2 separate regions of the Mus musculus genome follow, and region 1 is linked to region 2. Evidence: chromatin loops called from intact Hi-C (ENCODE). Cell type or tissue: heart. All regions are shown on one strand. Each heading gives the region's core, and the rest is flanking DNA. Links, peaks and the distances in the headings are about the cores only. Region 1 holds the start of Psmb3 (proteasome (prosome, macropain) subunit, beta type 3). Region 2 overlaps Srcin1 (SRC kinase signaling inhibitor 1).

The links. Peaks named below come from ENCODE experiments on the same cell type or tissue, not always from the same donor. Only the 100,000 strongest peaks of a DNase experiment are listed, where the experiment ranks them.
Region 1: a loop joins it to region 2, with 2.4 times the contacts of the local background. A loop is called at or near these places in 1 of 42 quality-filtered maps.

What each region holds. Positions count from the first base shown.
Region 1 is chr11:97,696,986-97,711,729 of GRCm38, reverse strand. It overlaps Psmb3 (proteasome (prosome, macropain) subunit, beta type 3), which reads right to left and starts at 8,296. Exons shown (of 6, transcript NM_011971.4): 1 at 8,240-8,296; 2 at 7,758-7,942; 3 at 4,825-4,932; 4 at 451-628. The coding sequence starts at 8,242. It overlaps n-TNgtt8 (a tRNA gene), which reads left to right and starts at 9,208; the gene lies at 9,208-9,281. Pcgf2 (polycomb group ring finger 2) reads left to right here and starts at 12,082. Exons shown (of 10, transcript NM_001163308.1): 1 at 12,082-12,194. In heart, for the core only: no CTCF peak of the experiment used is centred there; DNase peaks (open chromatin) are centred at 8,429, 9,079, 10,159 and 10,759; H3K4me3 peaks cover 3,845 bases; H3K27ac peaks cover 1,996 bases.
Region 2 is chr11:97,522,982-97,537,725 of GRCm38, reverse strand. Srcin1 (SRC kinase signaling inhibitor 1) reads left to right here. Exons shown (of 20, transcript NM_018873.2): 5 at 487-682; 6 at 1,220-1,418; 7 at 1,899-1,992; 8 at 2,433-3,295; 9 at 3,882-3,974; 10 at 4,218-4,261; 11 at 4,514-4,704; 12 at 5,747-5,922; 13 at 10,814-10,944; 14 at 11,050-11,197; 15 at 11,472-11,718; 16 at 12,151-12,385; 17 at 14,115-14,269; 18 at 14,484-14,636. Among named protein-coding and RNA genes, the nearest start is that of 4933428G20Rik, 30 kb to the right of the region's middle. In heart, for the core only: a CTCF peak has its summit at 5,858; a DNase peak (open chromatin) is centred at 5,805; H3K4me3 peaks cover 1,392 bases; H3K27ac peaks cover 387 bases; H3K27me3 peaks cover 4,689 bases.

The DNA.
Region 1 (14,744 bases), core at 5,994-10,993, 170 kb before region 2:
CTAAAGGGCGCCTCCCTCTGGGGCGTGGCTGTATTCCCATTCACAGCTGAGGTAAATGGAGGCAGAGCAAGGCTTCTGCTCAGCACTCACTCGGGAAGCAGAGGCAGGCGGATCTCTTAAGTTCAAGGCCAGCCTGGTCTAGAATCAGTTCCAGGGCAGCCAAGGGTACTAAAAAATAACAGTTCCTAATTCAGACCAGCAATCCAGGCTCACTCTGGTGCTGCCTGTCACGGGGGAGGAACCTGGAAATCCAGCGTGATGCTGTAGTCAACGTGGCCAGGGTGGGTAAGAAGCTGTTCTCGCTGCCAGCCCACCCAGATGGAGCCCTCCAATGGAGCAGCAGCCGTGGCTGGCTTGCTTGCCACACCTTCCTCTCCACTTCCTGCTGCACAAACACATCTGTCTCTGATGGCGGGGATACAGAGGCCAGCCCTGCTGTTAATAACTTACCATGTTGGGCTCCCAGAGAGACTCACACATCCCATACATTTGTTCGGAGCAGGTACCACTGACTACAAAGTCATCAGTCACCATGGGACAGCCAATGAGGTCCAGAGAGCAAATGAAGGGCTTGAAGGTCTTCGGGTCCAGGCCAGCAATGACAGGCTCTGTGTAGTAGGGACCGAACCTGTGGCCGGGGTGAGAGTCCAGAATGCAAAGCACTGGCTTTCACACATGCCCGTTCAGACAAGGGAGGGGCCGGCTTTGTGCAGCCCGTTCCCCTTCTCCTGGCATCTGGCAATGTCTAAGATGTGTTCACCCTCCTCTCTGACCTCTCCTCCTCCTGGTTCTCCCTCCCTTCCCAGTTTCTTTGAGAATTCTGCCTTCTCAATCTCCTTACTGATCCAACCAGGACTGCACTCATTCTGCACATTTATACTTCTACCTCTTTAGAAAAAGGATTTAGGGGCTGGTGAGATGGCTCAGCGGTTAAGAGCACTGACTGCTCTTCCAAAGGTCCCGAGTTCAAATCCCAGCAACCACATGGTGGCTCACAACCATCTGTAATGAGATCTGACGCCCTCTTCTGGGGTGTCTGAAGCCAACTACAATGTACTTACATATAATAAACAAGTTTAAAAAAAAAAGGATTTAGCACACACACAAAAGAACAAAAGAGCTGGGCATGGTGGCGCAAACATTTAATCCCAGCACTCGGGAGGCAGAAGCAGGCGGATTTCTGAGTTCGAGGCCAGCCTGGTCTACAAAGTGAGTTCCAGGGCTACACAGAAAAACCCTGTCTCAAAAAGCAAAAACAAAAAACAAAAACCAAAAAACAAAAAGATAGAAAAAGGATTTGAGGGCTGGCGAGATGGCTCAGAGAGTAAGAACACTGACTGCTCTTCCAAAGGTCCTGAGTTCAAATCCCAGCAACCACATGGTGGCTCACAACCATCTGTAATGAGATCTGACGCCCTCTTCTGGGGAGTCTGAAGTCAGCTACAATAAAAAAAAAAATCTTTGGGCCAGAGCAACAGGGATTGACTGGAGTGAGCAGAGGTCCTAAAAAATCAATTCCCAACAACCACATGAAGGCTCACAACCCCATCTATCTGTACAGTTACAATGTACTCACATACATAAAATAAATAAATAAATCTTTAAAAAGAAAAAAAAAAAAAGGATTTGAGACAGGGCTAGAGTGTGGCTCAGTGGCAGAGCACATGCCTAGCATGCATGGAGACCTGCATTTGAGCTCCACTATTGCAAAAACAATTTTAAAAAATTAAAACTTGGGCTGGAGAGATGGCTCCGCAGTTAAGAGCACTGGCTGCTCTTCTAGAGGTCCTGAGTTCAATTCCTAGCAAACACATGGTGGCTCACAACCATCTGTAATGGGATCTGATGCCCTCTTCTGGTGTGTCTGAAGACAGCAACAGTGTACTCACATAAAATAAATATATATATATATATATATATATATATATATATATATATATATATATATATATATTTTTTTTTTTTTTTTTTAATTAAAGCTTGGCCTGATATGGTGGTACACATTTGTAATCCTAGTATTCAAGAAGTTGGGGGAATCACACTGGACGCCAACCTGGACTACAAACAAAACTTCCAGAGATCTTGATGTTCAAGTCCAAGCTGAGACTCCCTGAGTCCAACGAGAGACATCTGAGTTCGAGACCAGCCTGGCCTGTATAGTGATTTCTAGTTCAGCCAGGGCTACACAGAGACCCTGTCTCAAAGCAGACCAAAAGAGGTTCAACACCAAATGGCCAGTCTCTCAGCAGGAACTATCCACGTGTCTTCTGGGCTTGTAGCACTTTTTACAATTGGAGTGTGTGTATGTAGGTGTATATATATGCTACGCAGCGGTCAAAAAGAGTGTGTGTGTGTGTGTGTGTGTGCGCGCGCGCACGTGCCCTAGGACAACTTGCATAAACTGGCTCTTCTTCCACCATGTAGTTCCAGGGGGCTACACTCAGCTACCAGTATTACTCACAGCATGGTCTTCAGTAAAAGAAGACTATAAAAATTATTTACAACTGAAAATGGACCTTCATGGCTCAGCATTAGCCTAGAAGGTATGATGCCCTAAGCTTAGCCTACATCACTACACCACTAAATAAATACTTAAAGGAAAAAGAAAAAGTTGTGGGAGGGAGTCTGATGGAGGCTAAGGCACACTTGCCCAGTCTGTAGGAGGCCTAGGCTGCTCACCACGAGCCAGGAGGGGTGAGAATGAGAGGAGAGTCTGACTCTCATCAAGGAGAATCAAGGAGGGTTGTAGCCTCCCCCATCCTTGAAGCAGGCTGATTCAGACTTTGCTGCCACTGAATATAAGGTGTAGCCTTCCAACTTGTTATGTCAACTACCGCTGCACTTCTCTGAGACTCTGCTACCTGCTGAGAGACCCTAGAGACATTGCAGAGACACATCCTATCCTGCAGGTCGCCTACGGGGTGGCTCCCCGCACCAAGAATGGACGGGGGGGGGGGGGGGGGGGGAGATGGGCCTTCCCCCTTATAAGCACAGTCTCTTAGCGGGCCTTGATCAGAGAAAAATTTGTCTTGGCTTCATTCTTTTCTCGCCATCTAGTCTCCGCAGGCCAGCTTACAACTTCAACAGAGGGTGAGATGCTTCTCTGCCCCAGCCAGGCTCCGACAGAGCCAGGTGGCCTCCAATTTTCCATGTTTCCAGGCTTTGAACTCTGCATCCTCCTGCCTCTAACTGCCCAGTGCTCTGATGATAGGTGCATGCCCTCATGCCCAGGTCCAATAGGATTCTTTGATGCAAAGTTGTTTCTTTTATTAAAATTTTATTTTAAGTGTGTGTGTGTAAGTCTTCGGGGGAGGGTAGCACACACCTTTAAACTTGGGAAGTAAAGACAGGTAGATCTCTCTGAGTTCAAGGCTAGCCTGGTCTACAGAGTGAGTTCCAGGGCAGCCAAGGTTATTACACAAAGAGACCCTGTTTTCAACCCTGTTTCAAAAACCAACCAACCAACCAAAAAAAAAAGAAAAGAAAAGAAAAAAATTTTTAAGTTTTTAATTATGCACATGTGTGTGGGTGCTGAAGCCAGGAACATCATGACCCTGAGTTTTTCAAACCTCGTAAGCACCAATTTCTACAAGAAATTTTATAAATTTATATTATCCTCTCTAGAGATATGATGACCTTGAACTTCTTGTTTTTATTTTTATTTTATGTGTATGGGTGTTTTGCCTACATGTGCATCACAATGTCCCCAGATGCCAGAAGAGGGCATCAGACCTCCTAGAACTGGAGTCACAGACTGTCATGTGCTGTCCCATGAGTGTTAAGACTCAATCCCGGTCTACTACAAAAATAACAACTCTTACCTGCTGAGCCATTTGTCTAATCCCAAGAATGTATTTTTTAATTAATTTATTTATTCATTCATGTATTTCATGTATATGAGTGCTCTGCCTTCATGCACAACAGAAGAGGCCATCAGATCCCATCACAGATGCTTGTGAGCCACCACGGAACCAAACTCCGCAAGCAAGAGCAGCAGTTACGCTATCTCTCCAACCATGCCCCTGTTGCTGTTTCTGTTAATAGTCTTTCTATAAACCTAAGCTGAGTTTAGAATAAAAGGTTAAGAGCACCAACATTAGATAAGAGACAGAAAACAACAAACACATTTCACCTCCCATCCTGCGGGCCTCCCTTCAGCTCATCCTGGCCGCGGTGCGTATCTTTACTAATAAAAACTACCACACTGGGACCGGACAGAGACCTGCGTCTGGTTCCCAGCACCCACATGGTGGCTTATAACTGCCTACGACTCCAGTTTACAGAGACCCTCTTTCTGTTGTGAATACAAGAGCACATCCATACACATCGAACAAAATAAATGAAGCAAAAATGAACACATGGATCCCTAGACTCTAGTGTGGAGAGAAAAGCTCTAACAAGACTCCAGAACTCTTTAGTGGGGCTCCAAATGAGTTCATGGCTCTCTGGGTTCCCTGACGTCAGCCCTCTTGTTCCTATCTGGTTGTGAGGCAGGAACTCAGAGCATCAAATAAGGACGGCGTGCTGCAAATAATGATAAGGACAGTGTGCTGCAAATAAGGACCAGGAGGGCAGATCCTGTGAGCCGGTGTTCGTGAGGCAGAGGCCAGAAGAGCATCCCCATGACCTCAGGGCCAGGCTGGTGTGTGCGAGGAGTTGCAGGCTAGCCAGAACAAGCAGGAATGAGGGAGGGACAGATGGACAGTAGGGTGAGAAATAAAGGAAAGTGGGGAATCATAGAACAGCTTCCCCACAGCATCCCCCACACCACTGGGTCAACCAAGCCTCTGAGCCCCGCAGGACCGGGTCTTTATTCCCACTCACCGCTTCTCATACAGGAGGTTGGCCACCATGCTCATGAGGGTGTAAGGCTTGATCTGTCGACCTTCTTTCAGCTCATACAAGTTCAGTCGGAACTTGAGACGCTGGGCACTGGGGAAGGAGGAACATAGCCCGAGTCATTGCTAAAGTCCTCTCAGTCTTCAACCTGTGGCAGTCACAGGACATACGATTCTGTCCCTACCAAGGAACACACTTGCCGATGAGAAGGTACCTAGGAAGGATGACCTTGTGTCCCCTAGGCCACCTCGGGGTTCTGGGATAGACCCTGCACAGAACCAACCAACGCCACACCAACTAAGCAAAAGAGGGCTTCCCAAGACACAGGAACAAAGTCTTGGGAGTGAATTTATTTCATCTCTGATAGGTAAGGAGACCGAGGTCTAATAAATCAGGAGTTGCTGTGCACAGTAAGCAGACAAACCTAGTGAGAAGATTCTGCAGTCGGCCATAGTGAAGGAGGGCTGACAGAGTGGCTGAGCAAGCCTGGGGTGACAGGCAAGCTTCCCTCCCTGGCAGACAAGCTTCCCTCCTGTCTCCTCTGATGCTACCACCTGCTGCAGCTGAGGCTTCAAGCTCAGGGAAATCCTAACACAACCTTTCCCCTTCCACTCCCTCCTCTCTGCCCCCTCCCCCCACCTCTTCTTCTGGTTGTTGTTATTTTATTTAGAGTATGTGCACACAAGCTTGCAACACATCGTACATGGGTCAGTCAGAGGGAAACCTGTAGAGGGAGTCAGTAGTCTCCTTTCACCATCTGGATTCCAGGGATTGAACTCAGGTCACCGGGCTTGGCCACAAGCACTTTTACCCACTAAGCCATATTGCCTTCCCTTTCCTCTCCTTTTCTGACTTCTCCCTAGTCCCCTACTACAAATAAAGGTTCAGTTTTCTAGGTGTAGCTCACAGCCTGCCCCCCATACTCTCCCTCTAGACTCTGCTTCCTGAGATTCAACACTCCACCAAGCCCTCTCCAAACTTCAAAACCCTAACCCCTTTGAGGGGTGTGTCTTAGCTCCTCAAAATTGACATTAAAAAGATTACCATCTGTCCCAGTCCTAACTGCGAATTTCAGTCACAACATGCCCACAATAAGAACTATTTGTGAAATGTCACAGCTGTGCACTAGACTAGATGTTAGTGTGTTCGCATGTTCCCTCAGTAACCATAAAGTTCCGGGATCCTCCACAGATCCAAAGCCCAGCGGGGCCAGTTTCTTATATGAAATGGCACTATTTCTAAATCACATTTTTTGTTTTCTGTTTGTTTGTTTTGGTTTTTCAAGACAGGGTTTCTCTGTAACCCTGGCTGTCCTGGAACTCACTTTGTAGACCAGGCTGGCTCAGAAATCCACCTGCCTCTGCTTCCCAAGTGCTGGGATTAAAGGCCTGTGCCACCACCGCCTGGCAGCATCCGTAATGACAAATTAAAAAAAATAATAATTAAAAAAAAAAATATATATGGTTGGAGCGAGCCAGGCCAAAGCAAGAGAGAGAAGGGAAAGGGGTGGGAAATGAAAAATTAAAAAAAAAATAGAAAAATAAATAAAAAATAAAAAGGCACTGGAGAGATGGCTCAATGGGTAAGAGCACTGGCTGCTCTTCCACAAAATTCAAGTTCAATTCCCAGCCCCTACAAAGCACCTCACAACTACAGTTCTGGGCAAACCCAACACCCCTTTCTGGCCTCCTGGGGGCACAACATGAAGCTGGTGCGCAGACAGACATGTGGTCAATCATCCATACATATAAAATAAATCTTTTAGATATTAATAGTAATAACAATACAGAACATGAGGGCTTGGGTTTGAGGATGTAACTCAATAGCATATCATGTGCTTAAGCTTTCAAAATCCTGGTTTCAATTTCTAGTACCAGGGTTGGGGGTCAGGGCAAGACTTGACTCTTGACCTCGATGCTCAGTGAATCAATGAATGAGTCTTTCTTCAGCAACTCACAGCATCCCATCCTTGAGATGGTGGGATGGGTCAGTGGGCAGTAACACCTACGCCAGGCCTAAGCAGCTCAATGCCTGGAACCACATGATGGAAAGGCAAAACCAACTTCTGCAAGCTGTCCTCTGACCTTCACACAGGGCTGTGGAACCCGGGCATACAAACAATAAAATGATAATAATAATAATAATAAATGTAGAGGCTGGAGAGATGGCTCAGGCATGAAGAGCACTGACTGCTCTTCCAGCTTTCTATCCCCAGCACCCACATGGTGGCTCACAACCACCTGTAATTCAAGCTGGGTCATGAGGGTTGCTGGGGGGGAAGGTTGTCCAACAATCTCTTCTAGCCTCTGCAGTCACTGCACACATGTGGTGCACAGACACACATACACGTAAAATAATAATCAATGAATTGTGTTTTTAAAGTTCCCACCACCAACCACAGCGATCAGAACCAGCACACTGGGGCCATCACAGACAACCCGTTTCCCCTCTCAGACCCTCCCATCACTCAAATCACATAAGCACTGTCAACTAGGTAAGTAAAGTGGGCAGTTAAAACCCAACAGCTCATCATGGTTAGTTATCGTTCGGTATGTCTGCTTTGCCAGCCGCCTACTGGTTTAGCGAGTGCCCACGGTCTTTAGAAAGACCTACAGTAGGATTCTGGCTGACGTTCATTACTGTGCATCTTGAAGGAAGGTCTCAATTTTTTTTTCAATTGCAGAATGAGACGGCTCGCCAGTAATATTAAGACGGTGATTAAGGGACTCCCTAACAAAAATGCTTCTTCACAAAGAGCAGAGCACAAGGTAATGCCAGAAAAACATAGGTTAGGACCCATCTCCGTAACGCTGTGGTGTTCAGCTGAGTCTCACACTCAATCGTGGCTTTTGGCAGATGGCTGATATCGGGCTGCTCAACGAAGAAACCTGGGTGAAGGTGGGGCTGGAGACACTTACACTGTCTGGACGTCAGTGGCCAGGCCGGCCAGGCCTATGTAGAGCCTGTCACCCATGGGAAAGATCTTCTGGAAGTCCGTGGTCACCATCTGGGCCTGGATCCCGAAACGTCTGTCTGCAGCGATGGCCACACAGTTCTTTCCCTTCATGGCCATGACGGCCCCTCCATTATAGGACATAATAGACTGGGGACAAACAAATCAAGGGGCTCAGTTCGTGGAGCTAAGTGGGACCATAACCTTCACATCAGTTCTGGTCCCCAAAGCTCATATACCCGTGCCCTCCACTCCGGAGGAGCCAGGACGCCAGGAGCTCCAGCCCTGAGATGGGCCCGGTGGGGCACCCAGGAACCGCACTCATCTGCACGGTACTCCCATGTGCATTCTACTGACCACCAGGCTCTCCCCGTCCCGAACCCAAGCACTACTCGTCCTTGCTTTCAGTTCCCATCCCAGACTCCTTTCCTTACTCCCCGATCTCACCATGATTGCGCTGGAGTGGAAGCCCGATCCCCACAGCGTTGCCTGCAAACCGGCTCTGGCTTTCTCAGGGTCAACGCTCTTGCCGAATCCTCCCCATTGGCTGGCGGGCCGACTCGGATTGACTAGTTCAGCTTTCTATTGGACACTCATGCCGTCAGTCACAAATATGCATAGTTTGGTTGAGACACCAAAACGGAGGTATGGAAAGCGGAAAGTGAAAAGTCACTGTGAGTGCGGAAGAGCCTACGGTCCGGGGCATGTTGGGATCTTGGCGGACCTGGAGTTCGGGCCATCCCGTTTAGGGGCGGAGTTTGCAACACGTGGGCTTGGGACAGGCCTTGTGGGGCTGGTGCTGTAAGCAGAGTAGGTAAGCTGGCGCTTACCGTGGTGCTGCAGGAGTTAGGCATTTTACTCAAGCTACCCGACTTCCAGTGTTCATTCACAAATCCTTACTGTTCACCGGGATTTTTGCAGGCGCCAATTAACCTATCGGCACCGAGTATACCGAAGGCGCCCATTCTTTGCAGAATGGGAAGATCGTGCCGAGGGTTCGTGCTAGGAGGGTTTAGTTCCAGAATGGAGCTTTTGTTTTGTTTTACGGGAGTGAGCTACAGGTTGTTCAGCGTTTGGAGTCTCTCACTCCCAATCCCTGCTGGCCGACAGACGTAGCCCTAAGTCTCTGTTCACTCTACAAAGGAACGTTCTGTGCCACATCCTAGACACTGACCGAGGATAGCCTGGGCCAACGGCTCCAGGGCAGCCCAGGTGGGACGTGTGCATCCCTTGCTTTCCCTTCCCTTGCACAACCACTGTTCCCTCCGCCACAGCCTCGATTCGCTGTTCTTCGAGATCAGATTTTGTTCCGCTGGGTTTCTAAGCTACTGTAACTGCTTGCGTCGTGACTGGTCTTGCGCCATATCGGCTCAGTACTATTGACTCGGCTCTCTGCCTCACAAACAACTGTCACCGTCTCTGTGGCGCAATCGGTTAGCGCGTTCGGCTGTTAACCGAAAGGTTGGTGGTTCGAGCCCACCCAGGGACGGTCTCGGCCTTTTTTTTTTTTTTTTAAATCGCAAATGCTCCAAAGCCACATTCGGTACCGAGGTACCAGAAGCAATAATTGTGATACACCAACCCAGATGGTCACTGTATTTAGAAATCCGTCTATGGTCAGTGAATGGATCTATCCCTAACGTCTCCTCACCACCTCTCACTATTCTTTCTCCCAATCAGGATGACAGAAAGGCAAAGCCAAGTTTCTGTCTCACTGCCATGTTTAACAATGCAATTTTCCTTGGATTAAGAATAAATTTTGCTGCGGAGGTTGGACAGCTTCCCATTGTCTGCATCAGTGGACGATAGCAACTTGAAAGAGGAAATCTGTCCCGGTGGATGGAAACAGTCAGGAAAAAAACCACAGGAACAAAGTGAGGGATAAAAGAGTGGAAGGAGGAAGAACCTAGCTGTGATCTACAGAGAAAGGCATACCATGAGGGGGCCTAAGTAGACAGTGCGGAAGATGGGGAAATAAATACAGAGATCAACAAAGGGCATCGTTTGCAAGAGGGAGAGGTGTAAGGGACACAGAAGTAAAGCTACACAAAAGCAAGAAGGAACGACTCTCTCTAACTAGTGCCACCATTTAAAAGGGATTTTCTCCTTGCTCTTGTTTCCGATGGCAACAGATGCCCGTTGGTCCTTGCCTTGATGTTCTGGGTTCCTGTTCTCTGGGAACCTCTGATTTCTGACTGCTCACTACGTGTGGCAATCAACTAGAGGACAGGGTAAGCTACAGACTTGGTGGAAAATAAGCGCTCTTCATGTTCGCTGAGCACACTGGAGAAGGTGGGCAGGAGGAAGATGTGCAAGGGACTCTTTCCATCCGTTCTCTAGACATTTGGCTCAAAGGAAGTCTCTTGTGGACTCCCTCTTCTATGTTTGCAGATCACCTGGCGCTTCAAACATGGAGAAGGGACTTTTCCAGCTTATTGCCCTCGCTGGCCCTGCTCGGTGTCAAAGCCCAGCTTACCTACTGTGCCTAAAACAGTACTTGCCGTTGGCACAGAGAACTTTCGATGTTGGGACAGTTAAGTCAGCGGCTCTCCCGATGAACCACAGGGATTAGCAATATCCCAGCATAGATGATTTATTGGAGTCTTAGTGGGTGGTGGGTCTTCAGTGTGTCCCTACTCTCCAGCGGTTTCCTTGGAACTGGACCTTAATAATTGAGGAGCAAATGGATACCCACCCCAATAAACAAAAGGTAGCCAGGCAGTACCCTTCACGTTGAGCAATTGTGTTTGCTCTAGCAGAGTTCAAGATGCTGGGACACATGGGCCGTGATGACAGTGGGCGTGTCTAACTCGAGACCCCTTTCCACAGTAGCCTGTGAGCTCGTGGTACCCGATGTAGGGATTGGGAAGCAAGTGACCGATCCTCCCGGGGCCTCTTCCGCTCCCACTTGGACCACCCGATCTAAGCGGAAATCTCTTGCCTTTCCTTTACACCGTCATTCGGCTCTGCAGGCTGAGAGCTGAGGCTGGTGGGGTCACTGGGCGGACAGACTTCACAGGGCTCCTGATAAGCGGTCCAGTGTATAAAAGCACTCACTTCGGGACTGCTTTAGGCTTGGAACAAGGAGAGGAGGCAGGCTCGACAAAGATTCGTTCCTTACTCGAGCCAACCCACCAGGCGCTTAAAGGCTTTTCAGGCCGGATAATCGAGCTCTTTGGAGGGACAGTCACAGTGGCCACCCCCCAATAAATCATAAGTAACGAATCAGCGAAATCGAGCGACCTATTGAGGTCCACGGTTCTTGTGGTAACGCAGAATCGATTCGCTTCCTTGGCGCCGTCTCTTCTAGCTCTCCTTCCTACTCTGCCCGGGGCCCGGAGCCGCTGGGGACCGGAGAGCGAGCGCTGGGTGGAGCCGAGGGCGACAGTCGGAGTGGGCTGGCACCAGCCACCTTCGCGCTCGCCGGCCCCTCCGCGGCCGCGAGGGAGGCGCACCGGCGGCGAAAAGGCGCGCGTCCTCTCTCGACTCCTCGCTTCCTATTGCGTCGGGGCCTCTCGAATTCGGCTAGTTATTGTGTCTCTGGCTCGGCGCCCGAGTTCGTGTCTCGGGCTGCTCTCCCCGCCCCGGACTGCGTTCCATTCTTCTCCGCCCGAGCACGCTGAGCGCGCCAGCCTCGGCCACAGCCAAGCCCCGAGGCCACCGTGCGTTTCCCGCGAGGTGCGAGGACCCCGAATCGGTGTGGGGAGGCGGTGAGGTCACGCTCGGGGGGGGATCACACACGCACTTAGGAATCCCAAGGGATTCAGCTGGAGTGAGCGAACCTCACTCGGACGCGTGGCCAGCGGCGCCGCGTCCCCCGCCCAAGCGCCCTTTGGTAGCGGCGACGCACCGGGTGCCGCGAGACACATTTCCGCCCAGTCTGCATCTCACCATTTTCCAAGCTCCCCAGCTAGGGTAGGGATCGCAGAGTCGGTGGAAGTGGGGAGAACACACTTATTTTAGGAGGAGGTGGTGGTTTCATGACTGAAGGTAACACAATAGGACCTTTCCTCCGGGTTCAAGGGATCTGCTTGGATAAGAGGTGGTCTCCTCTTGGTTTGGGGGAAGCCCAGCGCAAGGCGGTGGGGAGCAGCTGAGCTAGCCTCTCCCCCTCCTCTTTCCCTCTCTGCAAACATCCTGAAGGAATGAGGTCACGTGGGTGAGTAGTGGGCGGGACCTACTCTTGTCTGGAGGAAAAAAGCCATTTTGCCCCCCCCCACGGCCCCTCCCCTCCCCTCTGGTCCCCTCCCCTCCCCAAGCTGCTCTTACAAACTCCTTTCTTATCATAGGTTTCTCCCCTCCCGCCGACCGAGCGAGCGACAGGGCTGTGGTCCCCCTCCCCTCCCTTCCCTCCCTCCCTCCCATCCCCCCCTCCCCGAGACCCACCGGACCCCGAAGCCAGGTAAGCGGACGCCGACTCGCGCTTGCCTCCTTGCTACCTCGTAAGCGTCTAGGGCTGGCGACCGGGACCCGTTCACCTTTCCCCGCAGACCCCAATGGGAGCCGGGAGCCCCGGCCTGGCCTGCCGCCCGCGTCCCTTCCCGCCCCGCCAGCCGCTGTCCAAGCTCGCCCGGTCCGCCTTTCTTTCTCTCGTTCCCGGTCTCTCTCTCTTTTTTTTTCCTTTCCTCCCTTCCAAGATGGCCGAAGTGGATTCCCCCTCTTAACGATTTGGAGTCTCCCTCGACCACCTCCTCTTTGTGCAGCAGCCCCCTGCTAAGACCCTGCTTGCGAGGTATCGAGGGGGAGGGTCCGGGCGGCCACGAGGGCTTTGGGGACATACGCTAGGGTGGGTCTCGCCCCCCCCTCCGCCCCCGACCCGAGGATCTCCACAAGCTGGAGCAGACTGTGGCTCGGCCCCTTCGAGTCGGGCAAGGGTCGCCTCCCGAGTGGGCAGTGAGCGTGGTAGACGCGCGAGGACTTGAGGCCCGGAGGAAGGGGACTTGGCTTTCTGGTGGCCGAGGGAGGGCGCCCTAACTCCTGGGGTCGGGATCTTGGGCACCTCCCCCAGAGGTCCCTTTCGTCCCGGTGCGAGGCGCCCCGCCCCCTCCCTGAACCACCTCGGCTGAGCTTTTCCCTACCTCCCTCCCGGGGCCCCACCAAACTTTGGCTCTAGGGAGGGAAGGAGTGGCCACTCGGTCACTGGGGGTGCCTGATCCTTTGACCTAGGCTTCGCGGGGAAGCAAGGGTGGAGGGGAAAGAACGGGAGTGAGGAGAGATTTAGCATGCTCTGTCTTTTCATGAGTGGCCAAGGGGTCTGATGAGCTGGCCCTTCTGCCACAGGAGGCGAAAAGGGAAGCGGCTACTCTTTTCTCCTTGAGCTCTGCCGCTGCTAGCTCTGAAACCCGGGGAACCCTGAGCCTGCAGACGCCCCGCGCCCTTCCTGACTCCCAGGGGCGTCTAGGCAAGCCCCCTACTCTTCCATCCCTCACTTCCCGGGTCTATCCAAAATTGCTGTGGTTGCTTGATCGAGAAGGGTGTGTGTATGTGTAAATTTAAATATGTTTAAGTATGTACAGGTGTTACCTAGAGCTGTCCCTGCGTCTTTGTCTCTCGTAGCCCCCGGCCGAGCTCCCGCCATCCCCCATGTTGCCTCAGTCTCTTTTGGTCTTCCTCTCGCTGAGGGAGGGGCTTCTCTTAGCTGGCTCTCACAGTCTTGGGCCTCCCTCTCTGGACTTCTTGCAGTTGTGCTGTTCCCGAAACTCATGACAACCCCACCCCCACCCCCAACATACACACATCCCTGCTCCAAGGTGTTATTACTGTAATCGGAGGAGCATAAAGCCAGCTCTGTTGTAGCATTTTGGTGGAGAGGTTTTCCCAGGGGTTCCCCTGGTTTGAGGTTGGGGCTTGCACACTTAGAACTGTGTTTGGAATAAGGCAGGAAACAGCCTCCAGGATCCAGTCCGGCTGTCGCGTCGCCTGATCCTGTTCAAGTTGAAGGCTTGGGAGGTGAGCAGGGGAGGGGGAAAGGAACTCCCTGAGTGGTTGATGGAGCTGTTGCCATGGGAATGGAGAGAGGCTGAAGTGGAAGAGGTTACATGTTATACAGGTCAGATGCCTACTGTAGCGCCCCCCTACCCCCACCCCGGACCCTATAGCGGAGTGGTGGTGGGGCGCTGACCTGTCTTTGTTGCTGGAAGACTTAAATTATAATTTGCCCTGAGAGGACTAGAGGTTCGCAGAAGGTTAATGTCTGTGGCTCCAGTTTCAGGCAGGGATGTGATGGGGTGGGTGGAAATGACTTCTGCATCTGTGGAGTAGGAGCCTGGCTCCAGCCTTGCTGTGTATGTGGTGGTGTGTGTCTGGCCAAGTGTCTGTCTGGCCTGTGTGCATGACCAGGCTTATCTGGCTCTGGGTGCTGGGGATGTAAGAGATGAAGGGGGTGTGTCTGGCTCCGGATGTGAGCATCTTACTGAGCTGCTGTCTGTAAATTCTTTATTACTGTTTTATTTATTCATTTATTTATTTATTTCTGTTTTCAGGAACTGAGTGGTAGGTCGAGGCTTCTATCTTTTTTCCATGCTAAGGGCTGTACCACTGCCAAAGGTTAGGAAAAGATAAGAGGGGCTGGTGAGATGGCTCAACGGGTAAGAGCACCCGACTGCTCTTCCGAAGGTCCTGAGTTCAAATCCCAGCAACCACATGGTGGCTCACAACCATCTATAAGGAGATCTGACTCGCTCTTCTAGAGTGTCTGAAGACAGCTACAGTGTACTTACATAGAATAAATAAATAATAAAAAAAAAGAAAGAAAGAAAAGATAAGAGATTTTGTGTCCTGGTGCAGAACCCCTCTGACTCGTACATGAACACATGAGATTTGCTTGCAGAGCTGGGTCTATGATGCCGGGAGGGGAACCAATGCTAGAAATTCATGTCTACATGCTATACTCTGGCTCGTTCTGGTTTCCATTGTGCCCTAAGTTTCCCCATCTGTAATGCGGAGGTGGTGT
Region 2 (14,744 bases), core at 3,855-8,854:
ATAAATCCGCCCCGCCGCTCACACACCCGCCGCTTAATTAATGTCTGGAACTAATGCTCCAATTTGCTCAACAATTCTGCTGCTCACCTCGGTGACAAATTTGTGTTGTTGTTGTTCATTGGAAGCTTAAAATAGCAGGCGTGCCCATGGGTCCAACTCAGATGGTTTCTTGTATGGCTGCCCAGGGTGCCTGAGTCCTTTGCTCACTACTTACCTGCTGGGTGTCTCAGGGAATCCAAGGCCTTTAGAGTTGGGGAATCTTTTCAGCAGCTACCCAACGAGGAGTCTGGAACCCAGGAGACAGATCCTCCTCTGTGTGTGTGTGTGCGCGTGTACGTGTGTGTGTGTGTGTGTGTGTGTGCGCGCGCGCGCGCGCGTGTATGTTATCTGGCCGGAGCTCCGGAGCCCAGATGGAGGCAGTGACAGAGCAAAGGATGGGGGTGGGGGCTCATGCTTGGTGCCTCTCGCCCTACCCTGCCCCTGCAGACCCGCAGCTCGCGCCATACTCAGGGAGCCCAGCCAGGGCTAGCAGACCAGGCAGCCAAGCTGTCCTACGCCTCGGCTGAGTCGCTGGAGACAATGTCCGAGGCCGAGCTGCCCCTGGGCTTCAGCAGGATGAACCGCTTCCGACAGAGCTTGCCTCTCTCCCGCTCTGCCAGCCAGACCAAGCTGCGCTCACCAGGTACTGCCCAGCCTGTTCGTCTTCCGGCCCTGCTACAGCTCCTCCCTCCGGCTTCTCCCGCCCTTTGCTTCTCCGTCTCCTGCCACCCCCTCCTCTAGCGGCTGTCACTCCCCAAGTCCTCGCTGCCCTCAGCGCTCTTTCTCCTTTGCTATACCCTAGCATCCCCTGCTGGCCCTTACCTCTCGGCCTCCTCTATCCAATCCTTTTTTCTTCCTCATTTTATTTCTTTCTCCCGGTGTTTTCGCCAGCCCCTCCAACTTTCCCGACCTTCCTGCAGTTTCTGCTCTACCAGCTCCTGCCCCTAACGCCATTTCTGCGTCCAGACTCTAGTTGCCTGGGGTCTGGTGGGTGCTCGAAGAGGCCGGCTGCGAACCGGCGGCATGAGGAGCGCGTGGGTGCACTTGCACTCGGGGGCGGCCTCTGGCCTCAGACCTTGTCATTGTGGGACGGATGCCGCTCCTGAGGGCTCACCACACTCTCCTGGCGTGAGGTGCATTGGCAGAGGCAGTGAGCGTGATGGGCGCGTCTCCTTCGCAGGGGTCCTGTTCCTGCAGTTTGGAGAGGAGACACGACGTGTACACATCACGCATGAGGTCAGCAGCTTGGACACGCTGCACGCACTCATCGCGCACATGTTCCCTCAGAAGCTCACCATGGGCATGCTTAAGTCGCCCAACACCGCCATCCTCATCAAGGACGAGGCTCGCAATGTCTTCTACGAGCTGGAAGACGTCCGGTGGGCGCGGCTCCAGGGGGGTGGGTGGACTTCCCCACACTCCTCTGAAGAGCTCTGGACCCTTGGTGGTCCTTCCCTAGGTCAATCTGCACCCTATCTTCACCCTTTGCCTTCTGCAAGCCCTAGTGCCCCGCCCTCTCTGCTCAATCTTCCAGTTCTGTGGGTCTCCACTAACCTAGGCTGTGAAAGTGGACAGGTGGAGTCTCTCTCTCTCTCTCTCTCTCTCTCTCTCTCTCTCTCTCTCTCTCTCTCTCTCTCTCTGTGTGTGTGTGTGTGTGTGTGTGTGTGTGTGTGTGTGTGTGCCTGCCCCCATCCGTTTGCAAGTTTGCTTGCTGGTAACAGGCATCCCAAGGTACCAGGAGACACTGAGCACTGAGTGTAGGAGTTAGGAAAGGGGAAAAGGGTTCTAGCTGCTGCCCTTCCCATCATGCACAGCTGGGGGCCACATAGTGACCCTCTGTCCCTCTCTCTACCTGACAGGGATATCCAAGACCGAAGTATCATTAAGATCTATAGGAAGGAGCCGTTGTATGCTGCTTTTCCTGGCTCACACCTCACCAACGGTGACCTCCGGGTATGTCTGAGAGCACCCAAGACACTGGTGAGATTGGGCAAGTGGGGTCTAGGGAGAATATAGAACTAGGGTGTTTTTGGAGATGGGAGTCTGAGACAAGGTGCCCTAGTTAATTGTGCACCCCACAGCTCACCTACCTTCCGAATTGTCCACTCAAGATTTCTCTAAGGGGCCTTTAGATACTGTAAGCCTTCTCTCCCAGCCTCTCCTTTCCTCTTCTTCCTGTTCCCATCAAGGACGGGCTGAGGGGTTGCCTTTCTGGTGTCTGCCAGTTTACTCCCATGCAGGAGTACTGATGGGCAAGGGGCCCAGGATAGACTGGAAGAGGAAAGAACAGAGCCTAGTTAGGGGAAAGAGTGGGGTGCTGGCTTCTCAAGCAAGGAGAAAGAAGCCGCTTTCGTGACCTGCTCCATGGGCTTTTCGGGCTGTCTTCTGCTCAGAGAGAAATGGTTTACGCGTCGCGGGAGTCGTCGCCCACGCGGCGCCTCAACAACCTGTCGCCCGCATCGCACCTAGCATCTAGCTCCCCGCCTCCAGGGCTGCCATCGGGGCTGCCTTCGGGACTGCCATCGGGCTCGCCTTCGCGTTCACGCCTCTCCTATGCTGGGGGCCGGCCGCCCTCTTACGCCGGCAGCCCGGTGCACCACGCGGCTGAGCGACTGGGAGGCGCCCCGACCGGCCAGGGCGTGAGCCCCAGCCCCAGCGCCATCCTGGAGCGGCGCGACGTGAAGCCAGATGAGGACCTGGCGGGCAAGGCTGGCGGCATGGTGCTGGTGAAGGGCGAGGGCCTCTATGCCGATCCCTACGGGCTGCTGCACGAGGGCCGTCTGAGCCTGGCCGCCGCGGCGGGAGACCCATTCGCATACCCGGGCGCGGGCGGCTTGTACAAGCGGGGTTCCGTGCGCTCTCTCAGCACCTACTCCGCTGCCGCGCTGCAGTCCGACCTGGAGGACTCGCTGTACAAGGCGGGCGCTGGCGGCCCGCTCTACGGAGACGGCTATGGCTTCCGTCTGCCGCCCTCGTCCCCGCAGAAGCTGGCCGACGTCTCGGCGCCCTCCGGGGGACCTCCACCCCCGCACAGCCCCTACTCCGGGCCACCCAGCCGCGGCTCGCCGGTGCGCCAGTCCTTCCGCAAAGATTCGGGCTCCTCGTCGGTCTTTGCTGAGAGTCCTGGAGGCAAGGCCCGCAGCACCGGGAGTGCCTCCACGGCCGGAGCACCACCTTCTGAACTCTTCCCTGGACCTGGGGAGCGCTCCCTTGTAGGGTTCGGGCCGCCGGTGCCAGCCAAAGACACAGAGACCAGGTGAGGAGACATAGAAGCCACAGAGGAAGGATTTGGACCTGCAGAGGGGTGGCAGTATCTTCCGACAAAGGAGGTGGCTAGAGTGTCTCCTATCTGGCAGGGAGGACATTGGAGGGATGGGTGAAGCCTCAAGTGATACTTCTAGAGACCCACGTTTGTATTTATTTCCTTAGCCTTAGTTTACCCAGCAGTAAAATGGAGCGCTGACCCTGCCCCTTTATTAGTGTTGGGCGGGCAGTGAGCTGTCCAGCACATAGCCCCGCTGAAATCCACTGGAGCAGGCTCGGGACGGGGGGGGGGGGGGCGGAATTGGGCTTTTTTGTGTTTGTGTTTCATGTTCTTGGGACCGGGTCTTGTTGGGTGGCCGAGGCCACCCCCCCCACACACACACACAACTGCTGGGATTTCAGACATGTGTAGAGGTGGTCCTGGTGAGAGAGGCAGAGGAGAGCTAGGGGGTTTGATCCCGTGGGCCAGTCAGGGGAAGACTAACTGTCCCCTAGTTGCTAATCTTAGAGGTAGGAAGTAGGTTGGGCAGGAGGGACACGCTTTTACAGGAGGGGCTGATTCCCACCCTCCTCCCCAGGGAACGCATGGAGGCTATGGAGAAGCAGATTGCCAGCCTCACTGGCCTAGTACAGAGTGCCCTACTGCGAGGCTCAGAGCCGGAGACCCCAAGGTGAGAGTCCACCCCTTCCCGCCCCCCCTCAACACACTGTCAGGGCCTGAGTTTGAGGCAGAGATACGGACAGTGAGCTAAATTAGAAGCCCTGTGTCTACTGTGTGACTCCGACTCCCTTCTGTTTTCCCTGGCTCTATCCTAAGATCAGGGAGCTGGGTGATGCTTAAGGTCCCATTCAGCTTTGATGGCCTGAGGCCAGTCCAGGCCCCCGTGGACATTTTCTATTTTTTTCCTTCACAGTGAGAAGGTTGAAGGCTCCAATGGAGCAGCCACTCCCTCAGCACGTGAGTGACTCTTCTCTTCCTCTCAGAGTTTTAGGGTTAGTTTCCTAATCCTTAACTGGAGCTTGAGTAGCTACATCATGGGCGAGCCACAGATTTCCACTTTACTCCTGCGAGAACTCACCATCACTTGGGGTAGACAGTCATAACCAGACAGTGCCTCTCTGGCTGGGGGTGGGGCCTCGAGTGGAGAGGCCCCGCCCCTTCCCTTTTTGCTCCACTCTCCTGATGGCTCATTCTTCTGGTCTCTCTCAGCAGTGTGTGGGTCAGGCAGTAAGAGTAGCGGGGCCACTCCGGTGTCGGGCCCTCCCCCGCCCTCGGCCAGCAGCACCCCTGCAGGGCAGCCCACTGCTGTCAGCCGTCTGCAGATGCAGCTGCATCTGCGTGGCCTACAGAACAGCGCTAGCGACCTGCGTGGCCAGCTTCAGCAGCTGCGCAAGCTCCAGGTACCGCCCCCTCCCCGCCCACCGCACACCCCACCTACCCCACCCTCACCTACCAGCTGTAACCTCTCTGCAAATGCTGCCCCACCTTTCCCCAGCATTTCGCTCCAGCGAGCGGAGTCCCTCATTGCTCAGTGGTCCTTCTTCAGACCCATTGTCTGCCTCCCCTTCTAGTTTCCACTTAACTATTAAACCTCACCAAGCCCCGACACGTCATTGAGTCCTAGTCCCCTTCCTCATTTCTGAGCTGTGCCCACCACTCCCTCCATGCACTATCCTTTGCGGTGGTCCCAGTTCCTTCAGATCCTGTAACCTTATTCCCCAAGTCTCCTCAGCTCCCCCTTTCTGAGCCTGGAGTGGCTGTCCCTCCCTGCCTGGCAGATGGTTCCACCTGTCAGGAGCCTGGCATCTTCGTGCCGGCTCTTCAAGAGGGGCTTAGGGCTTGTCAGGTGAGGATAATGAGCAGAGACAAGCTGGGAGCGGAGGGCAGAGAGCTGCCATCTGGGCCACAGATAAGATCTTGGCCACCCACGTCAATTGGGGCACTCGTCTTGCAGTTCCTACTACATCGGCAGACCCTATAGATCTCACTTTGAATCCTTCACCTCAGGTCTTGTCTCCACTCAGGGCTTCTTGAGGCCACAGGTCCACAGTCACACTGTCGTCAGGGCCTTATCTAGTGTTACTCTTTGGCCACAGAAATTCTCATCCTGTTCTTCTGCCCCTATATTTCTCCAGAATATAACCTTGATCTCCCTGCCCAGCTGTCCCAGTCTTCGCCGCTGCTCACAGCCATGTCGCCTTGGGTGAAGCCCAGTATAACTTTGCCTCCTCCATGAGCCTTATCATCCCTGGCCGGGATCTCCTATTGGGTTCTCCCCAACTCCTCTCTCTACCTTGCCACGCCTTCGGGGCAGCACACACCCATAGCCCAGCAACCCAGTCTTCTGTGAAGCTTTGCTTACGCGGGGCTGCCCTCTGCCCACCCTTCCCAACATGCGTCCTCCTTCCACCCGGTCCACGCGAGCATTCTTGCGTTCCGCAGCTCCAGAACCAGGAGTCGGTGCGCGCGCTGCTGAAGCGCACCGAGGCGGAGCTGAGCATGCGCGTGTCGGAGGCGGCGCGGCGGCAGGAGGACCCGCTGCAGCGGCAGCGCACCCTGGTGGAGGAGGAGCGTTTGCGTTACCTCAACGACGAGGAGCTCATTACTCAGCAGCTCAAGTGAGGCTGGGTCCAGGCGTGTAGGGGTTGCGGGGTGGGGAGAGGACCGGAGACTTCTCAGGGGAGAAGGGGGCACGATGCGGCTTCGGTGAACAGCCTGGCTCATATGGAAGGTGCAGGTCCTTTATTTGAAATCACAGATGACGTTTGTTGGTGTTCTGAAGTCTGATTTCACCCTTCACTGTGGCCTGATTTCTCTATGACCCACAAACCTTTGGCCATCTGGCACAATTCCTGATTTCTTTTTTTCTGGCTTGGTGCCTGCCTCTGCCATGGTATCGCTTCCTATGGCCTGCTGCCTACTCTCATAACGCCAGCCGTCTGTTTTCCCTCTACCCTGTGCCTGCTTTCCTTCTGACCTAAGACCAATACAGCTTCACCCTTGGGTTGAACCAGAAGGTGCAACGACAGGGATGTTGTCACATGCCCAGGTGGTTCCTGACCCCTTACCACCCTGATCCCTGAGACCAAGCATCAAAGAAAACCCTTCCCTTCCTCTGCAAAGTGAAGCCAGGCTCTAGTAGTCTTGAAGAAGGATAAACAGAGAATAACCCAACCCTGCTTAGACATGGAAGGGTTAACAGAAGACTGTCTGATCCAGATTTAGCAAATGGCTGTCTGGCCACAATTCCATTGTCTGGCACCTGCGAAGGGGGATGCTGCAGTTTTCCCCTGTCCATTCAGGAAGCAGCGCCATCATCTAACCGCAGCCTTTTCTCCTGAGTTGTTTGGGCTGAGGCAAAGGCCCCTTCCTTTCTTGTGGTCCTTTTTAGTGACACGGGGCAGTAGGGGATCCAGAGACAGCTCCAGAATCTAGGGGCTACGTGAAGAAGGTGGCTGCCACCCCCTCCGTGCTTCAGCATTGTCATCAGTGCTGATATTTTTACAGTTCTTTTGGAAACAGCTGAGGGCCTGACTGTGCTAAGGGACTTAGAACCAGGGAGCCAAGAAAACTGTTCTAGGGTGCTACCCCACTAAGTCATATTTGGGGCCTTACCGGGGCTTTATGAGGTGGTCACACAATGGGGTCCCAGGTAAACCTGGTATGCATTTTGGTAATGTTTAAGGTAAGATCCTGTGTCACACCCCCCCATGCAGCTGAAATGCAGTGAGGAGCCCCCTTACATGGTAATGAGCCAGCAGCAGTAACTCCAAGTCACCATCCTGTCTCGGTGGGATGACGTAGTGACAGCCACCGCAGATCTTTAAGCAGACCGGAGACTGCCACGCTGTGTCAGGGATTCTGTTTCCTCCGCTTCCCCATCTTTTCCTTGTCTCTTTCCGTTTTGCATAGAGGAGCTGGGCCAGGATTTTCAAAAGGAGTTAGTCTGAGACATTAAAGAGAAATTAAGGGGGGGAACCATCAAAGCTCTGGGGCAAAAGAAATGAAAGGACCGATCTGTGCTCTTGTCTTCATGACTGTCTGGTCCTGGGCTTCCTGGGAGCCTCAGTTCTCCAGGAACACAGAATCCTCACCCCATCATACCCACTGCCTGGACTGCTCACTGTAGAGAACCCAGGGACTGATGGTGGCACGTGTCCACCTTGAGTGAGGCAGGGGCTGGGCCGTATGTTGGTTCTGGACTAGCCTTAAGGACCATCACCCGCCTCCTGCCTTAGACACGGTGAAGAGTCCTGCAGCCCCTATGCGCTCCCCCCCCCCCATATTCCTTTTCCTCTGTTCCTTCCTTCCTCTTTTCTGGCAACCTGCTGGCAGTTGAGCCTGGGTTTTGGTTTTATTCCTGCTGGGCCCACTCACCTGACCGTCTAGCCAACGCCTTGGGCTTTGTCTAGATAGATATGGTCCCCTGACTGAAGCCTGTTGACTCCTGGAGTCTGTCTGCTGACCCAGAGCTCTGGGTTTTTGTTTTGTTTTGTTTTGTTTTGTTTGCCCCATGTGCTGGAGTGAAGTTGCGTGGGACAGAAGGTAAGTGAGACCCTTTAGTTTGGAAGTGAGACACTACAGAGACACAATGGCTGCAGTCCCACACGAGTACATACTGCCACACAGAATAGTTGTATGACCTTGAACTAGTTTATCTCAGCGCTTTTTCCACCCCCCTTTTCAAGGTCAAACCTCAGTTAGAGTTCCTTATTTCTTTAAGGCAGATGCTATAACAAAACACCCCTGAGTCCTTTAATGGTTCTAAAGCAAAGGACTTTAGCTGGGTGTGGTGATGTAAGCCTTCTACTCTCAGGAGGAGGGCAGAAGTGTCTTTAGTCAGGCCATCCTCAGCTACATATATATCTTTAGCAAGCCTGGGATATGTTGAGATTCTACTGCAAAAAAATTAATTAAAGGTGCTAGAGAGACGGCTCAGAGAGATAGCTTAGGAGTTAAGAACATTTATTGCTCTTTAGTAAAAACAACAACAACACTGCAGATTTAGTCCCCAGCACCCACATGGTGGTTCACAACCACCTCTTGTTCAGAGGTTCTAATGTGAGTGCTTTTGCCTTCTGCAGGTGCCAGGCCAGCACACAGTACCTACACACACAGGTTCACTTACACACCTAAAGTTCAATAAATACATCATTCTTTAAAAACAAAAAGATAGATCTTTCTTTCTTAGAAAACGCTGTAGATGGGTTTGCAATGCAGATCTAGACGGCAGAAGGTTCCGCCATGTTCAACATACACCTCCTCCAAAGTTACCCAGGCCATGGTTCTTCATAACCAAGCAGAAAGGGCAAGGACATAGAGGAAGCTTGCATGGCAGGTCCTCATGGGCCAGATCCAGGAACGTGACCTTTCTGTCCCGACTTCCCTGTGTAGGCCTCCCTCAGGTGAGAGGCCACTTTTTACCCTCCTTTCTGAGACAGTGTTTCTCTGTGTAGCCCTGGCTGCCCTGGAACTCACTCTGTAAACCAGGCTGGTCTCGAACTCAGAGATCATCCTGCTTCTGCCTTCCTCGCAAATGCTGGGATTAAGGTGTTCACCACCACTGCCTGGCTTGAAAGCCGGCTTCTAATTGCAAGAGAAGCTGGGAAGTGTAGCCTAGTCTTTGAACCACTGTTTGTCCGTGTGTCGGCTGGAAGCAGCGTTCCCACCGACAGGATTGTTTTAGGGTTAAAATAAGGAAATGCATGTACTGTACAGGCCTGACCATCGGGTGCCAACCTGGTGAACAGGAAATGCTTAACGCAGGGTAGTTCTTTAGCCAGCAGCGCTGAATCTCAGGACTTTGTCCTTGGCTCCGCCCTGGTTTGTGTTTTCATCGGCTGGTTGGCCGGTGATGTCTAAGGCATGCTCGTGGGATTGGTTGATGACACTGAACTTTAAAACAGAACAGACGTGCCGGATGGTAAGACAGATTCAAGTCATTTTCACGTGGGCTGTTGGGTTGAAATCTAACAGATGACATGAATGTATGTAAAGTCCCGCACGTGAGTGACAGATGATTCAGAGTGCAGCTTTTAATTTTGATCTGATTCTGACTCACGGGTAGGACTGCGATGACCAACCTGCTTGTAATTCTTTCTCTCACTTCTTCATCCTGTGATATTTAAAATATTTAATTTGGTGCTGGGAATCCAACTCAGGTCCTCTGCAAGAGGCAGCAAGCGCTCTTAACCACGAAGCCATTTCTCCTTAGTTTACCTTAGCCTCTACCTTAGTTTTGGGAACCAGGTCTCTCACTCTCTGCCTCCTCCTCCTCCCCCAGCGCTGGGGTTGAAGTTTTGCTGTACTATGCTCAGATTTTAGATGGGTGTGGGGATCTGAACTCACGATCTCAGGCTTGCCCAGCAAGCACTTTGCCCACTGAGCCATCTCCTGGCCCTCCCACCCACACGTTAAGAGCTTAACACAAGGATTGGCGCCTTGGTTTGTGATTCTTGGGCTGTTTGTTTTGAGACATCTTGTTGTAGCCCAGGCTGGCCTTAAACTTGTGCTCCTGTTCTCCCAGCCTCCCAAGTGCTGAGATTACAGGCTCATGCCACTCTGCTCCGCCCCTGGTTTTAGGAAAATGTGAGATCCTAAGTGTTTACAGTGAACCAGCTGAAAACCCAAGGCAGTTGTAGCCTCAGGAAGAGAGACTCTGTGGCACGATCGCTCTGACAAAAGGTGACACTCGTGGCTGTGCCCTCAGAAGTGTACAGCTGTCTCTAGGTCCCTATGAGACTGTATGGCCTCCAGGCTCTCCAGTGTGTCTGGGGAAGAGTCTGAGGTTTCTCACTGAGGGAAAGGCAGGAGTGCTGATATTATTGTATATCAGAGCTTGGGGGGTGGGGCGGACTCCTTTCAGGAACTATTTGAAAATCTTATTTTTGAAATCCAGCATTTCCAATTTCACATGGATGTGTAGCCTGGGGAATAGATTTTAATTTTGTGACTTGGTTTTGTTTTTTTGTTTTGTTTGAGTCAAGGTCTTACTATGTAGCCCAGGCTAGCCTCACTGTGTCTGTCTGTCTGTCTGTCTGTCTGTCTGTCTGTCGGTCTCCCTCTTTCTTTCTTTCTTTCTTTCTTTCTTTCTTTCTTTCTTTCTTTCTTTCTTTCTTCCTTCCTTCCTTCCTTCCTTCCTTCCTTCCTTCCTTTCTTTCTTTCTTTCTTTCTTTCTTTTTCCGAGACAGGGTTTCTCAGTGTAACCTTGGCTGTCCTGGAACTCACTTTGTAGACCAGGCTGGCCTCGAACTCAGAAATGCCTGCCTCTGCCTCCCAAGCGCTGGGATTAAAGGCATGCACCACCACTGCCTAGCATGGCCTCAGTCTTTCAACAATCCTCCTGCCTCAGCTTTCCAAGTGCTAGGATTACAGGAGTAAACCATTACACCTGGCTGCCGCTTTTAATTTTGATCTGATTGGTGACATGATTTCTTCCCAGCTGCTCGATTTCTGGGGGGACCTGGCTGGGGCCAGGAGGGGCTGAGAAGGATCTTTCTGTGCCTGCAGTGACCTCGAGAAGTCAGTGGAGAAGATCCAGAGAGACGTGGCCCATAACCACCGGCTAGTGCCGGGTCCTGAGTTGGAAGAGAAGGCGCTGGTGCTGAAGCAGCTTGGGGAGACGCTGACGGAGCTCAAGGGTGAGCCTGCCCTGGCGAGGCTGACCTAAGTGTTGGGGGTGTCCCTGCTGTGCCCCAGTTCCTCAGTCTGCCTACCCAGCCAGCTTACTCCCCCTCCCCTCTCAGCTCATTTCCCAGGCCTGCAGAGTAAGATGCGGGTGGTGCTGCGCGTGGAGGTGGAGGCAGTGAAGTTCCTGAAGGAGGAACCTCAACGCCTTGACGGGCTCCTCAAGCGCTGCCGGGGGGTCACTGACACGCTGGCCCAGATCCGAAGGTCACTCTCTACTTGATCTTTAGTTTCCCATGGGATTACACACTGGGCCCAGACCCCTTATCCTGACTCCTCGGCAGAGATCACTGTGTGCCAGCTAGCTCTGCCCTTCACTTCGGACCTGTGACCCCTGCATGCCTTGGCTTCCCCTCACATACCTCTTTGGGCTCCCCCATCTCTCCTGCAAGTTCCCAGAGCCTCCCTGATGCCTGCAGGTTCAGTTCCCCTCCTGGGGCTACCACTGCTCACTAGCTGCTCCTCACTCTCCCAACCCTAGGCAAGTGGATGAGGGTATGTGGCCCCCCCCCAACAACCTCCTGAACCAGTCCCCCAAGAAGGTGGCAGCTGAAACCGACTTCAGCAAAGGCTTGGATTTTGAAATACCACCCCCGAGTCCTCCACTGAATCTTCACGAGCTGAGTGGACCTGCCGAAGGCACCCCTCTCACCCCAAAGAGCACTAACCCCACCAAAGGCCTGGATGCTTCCAGCAAGAGAAACACGGACAAAGCTGTGTCTGTTGAGGTGATGGGCCAGGGCGGGGCATGAGCTAGGCTCACAGTTCTTGCTGTCACTTGGAATGTCAGGTACTGAAGGAGCACGTGGGCTCTTTTCCTTAGGAGGAGGATCTGAGAAATATTGGTGACATGTACCCTTCTCAATAGAAAGTATACTGTAAAGCTAAACTAACTAAAGCAATATGGTGCTTGCATAAACATAAGCTGGGTGGTCAGTGAAACAATAGAATGTCCAGAAATAAACCCAATAATGTTGTATCTGATTGGGAGTGGCCTCTCTAAGATACAGGGACAAGTGTGTAGCACCCTAGGAGGGGCCAAGTCTCGTGTAAAGTTCTCTTCTTGTTCTTAGCACTAGTGGCTGGAGGAGGGGCTGATGCCAGGAGCTCAGGGGTTCCTGAGCCAGAGTCCTGACCTCAGCTCTGCTTTCCTTCTCAAGGCTGCGGAGAGAGACTGGGAAGAGAAGCGGGCAGCCCTGACCCAGTACAGCGCCAAGGACATCAACCGGCTGCTGGAAGAGACCCAGGCTGAGCTGCTCAAGGCTATCCCTGACCTGGACTGTGCCAGCAAGACCCACCCAGGCCCTGCTCCCACTCCAGACCACAAGCCCCCTAAGGCACCCCATGGTCAGAAGGCAGCTCCCCGGACAGAGCCCAGTGGGAGAAGAGGATCAGGTATGGGGATAAAGTCCTAGAGGTGAAGGAGCCCCATCCTCAGAGCTTGGCTTAGGGGGGAAGCACTGGAGAGCGATTGCCATGGTAGCCACACTGCCAGAGAATGGGGTGCTAGCCATTAGTAGTCATTGAAGGGACAGGACACAGAATGACAGGGTAAGCTGGGGTCCGTCCAGTTTTCTCCCCTCTGCTCCTGGGAGGCTCATGCAGGGGACAAGAGTGCATCCAAGCCCAACCTGCCTGAGGGAGAGGAAGGATGCTCTGAGGGCAGTATATTGCTGGCCACCATGACAGGGCTGTGACCTCCCAAGCCTGCCAGTGGCGGGAGGCAACATCTGAAAGAGAGGTACTACATCAGTGCTGCCAGCAGCCCTGACCATGAAGAGTGCTTCAGGGAGCTCAGAATTTTTATTTTCGTGTGTGTGTGTGTGTGTGTGTGTGTGTGTGTGTGTTGTGTCCACGTGTATGTCTGTGCACCACGTATGTGCCTGGTGCCTAAGCAGGCCTGAGAGTGTCACATCCCCTAGAAGAGGAGTTACTGATAGCTGTGAGCCGCCATGTGGGTGGTGGGACTCAAGCCTGGGTCTGGGAGAACAGCCAGTGTGCTCATTTCCGGCGCCACCACGTCAGCCCCTGGATTTTCTTTTTATTTAAAATGTTTGTAATTATCTTATTTGTTTGTGCGTGTGTGCGTGTGGATGGAAGTGCCTACGTGACAGGGGATAACTTGTGGAAATTAATTTTTCTCCTTCCACTGTGGATCCTGGGATCAAATTCAGGTCATCAGGTTTGCACAGCCGGCCTCTTTAACCTCTGAGTCATTTCTACTGGGCGTGTGAATTTGCCGGTGAGACAGGCGCTGACTACATGATGCCTACCGAGTGTCGAGTGTCAGTCTTTCCTAATGATTTTGCATCAGTTGCAGAAGGCAGACACAATCATTTCCTCTTTACAGAGAGGACAGACTTCAAATGGTTATAGAATCTGTCCCAGGCCACATTTCATATGTCCCTAGAACAAAGGGGCTAAGTGCATCTCCTTCCTGTGCCACGCTGGGACTGTACACTCTCAGAAAGGAGGAGAGTGCTTTTCCACTGGAGCATTAAACATGAGCAGGCACTTCCCAGCCAGTGAGCTGCACCTTCCCACGGCAGCATGCCTGGCAGGGAGCACAGGGGAGGTATGGCTTTGGCTGAGCAGGGTTCATGATGGCTCTTAAAACAGAACAAGGTTGAGAGGTTGTGGAAGGTGCTGGACTAGGAACTTGGACTGTTTGGGTTGGTGGAAAGCCACAGAGAATCAAAGGCAAGGGTGTTATGGCTTGAGTGACCTTTCCATGGGTTGCCATGGAAACCAGGCTGGAGGAAGGCAGGGCCAAGAGCAGGACAGGCTCCTCAGAGAAAGGAGGGAGCTCAGAGTCTGGTGGGGCTGAGGAGCAGCTGTGCCCATGAGAATGGCACAGAGTCCCTGCCCAGGCTGGGTCAGCAGCTCCAAGTAAAGGGTCCCCAAGGTGCCTCTGTGTTCCAGGCTCACAGTCAGCACTGAGCGGCTGAGGGCTATTGGAGGAAGAGGGGCTGGGTGTGCCGCTGGCAGGCATGGGGAAATGGAAAGGAATGGGTTCTGCCTTCCTCCCCGCCCTGACCTGAGCTGTCCTCTTGGTCATTTCTGGAGGAGTGAGCACTTGTGGACACTGTGGTGATGGGTTCCTGGGGATCCCCACTGTTTGCAGATGAGCTCACAGTGCCCCGATACCGCACAGAGAAGCCCTCCAAGTCACCCCCGCCACCCCCTCCCCGCCGGAGCTTCCCTTCCTCCCATGGCCTGACCACAACACGCACTGGAGAAGTGGTGGTCACCAGTAAGAAAGACTCAGTCTTCATCAAGGTACAGCTTTCAATTGGCGGGGTTTGGGGGGGACGGGCTTGAGGTGACCTCTGAGAGGGTGGGAGTCAGCCAGGGCAACCCAACTTGAGTTCCAGCTTGTGTGTTGTTCTGACCCCACAGCAGGCTCCGGCAGGGTCAGGGGTGGGTCTCCCTGGCAGGGTGGCACTGCTGGAGGAGGGAGGGGCCTGGGCTTGATAGGCGCCTGGCTTTGCAGAAGGCTGAGTCCGAGGAGCTAGAGGTCCAGAAGCCCCAGGTGAAGCTGCGCCGTGCTGTGTCTGAGGTGGTCCGCCCCGCATCCACGCCGCCCATTATGGCCTCTGCCATCAAGGACGAGGACGACGAGGAGAGGATCATTGCTGAGCTGGAGGTGGGTCACGGCGTGACTGAACACAACCTCTGCCAGGCCAAGTTCCCGGCCAAGCCTTTGTTAGCCCAGGACCCTTTTTCTTAGCTTCTATTTCTTCTCCACTGTGAA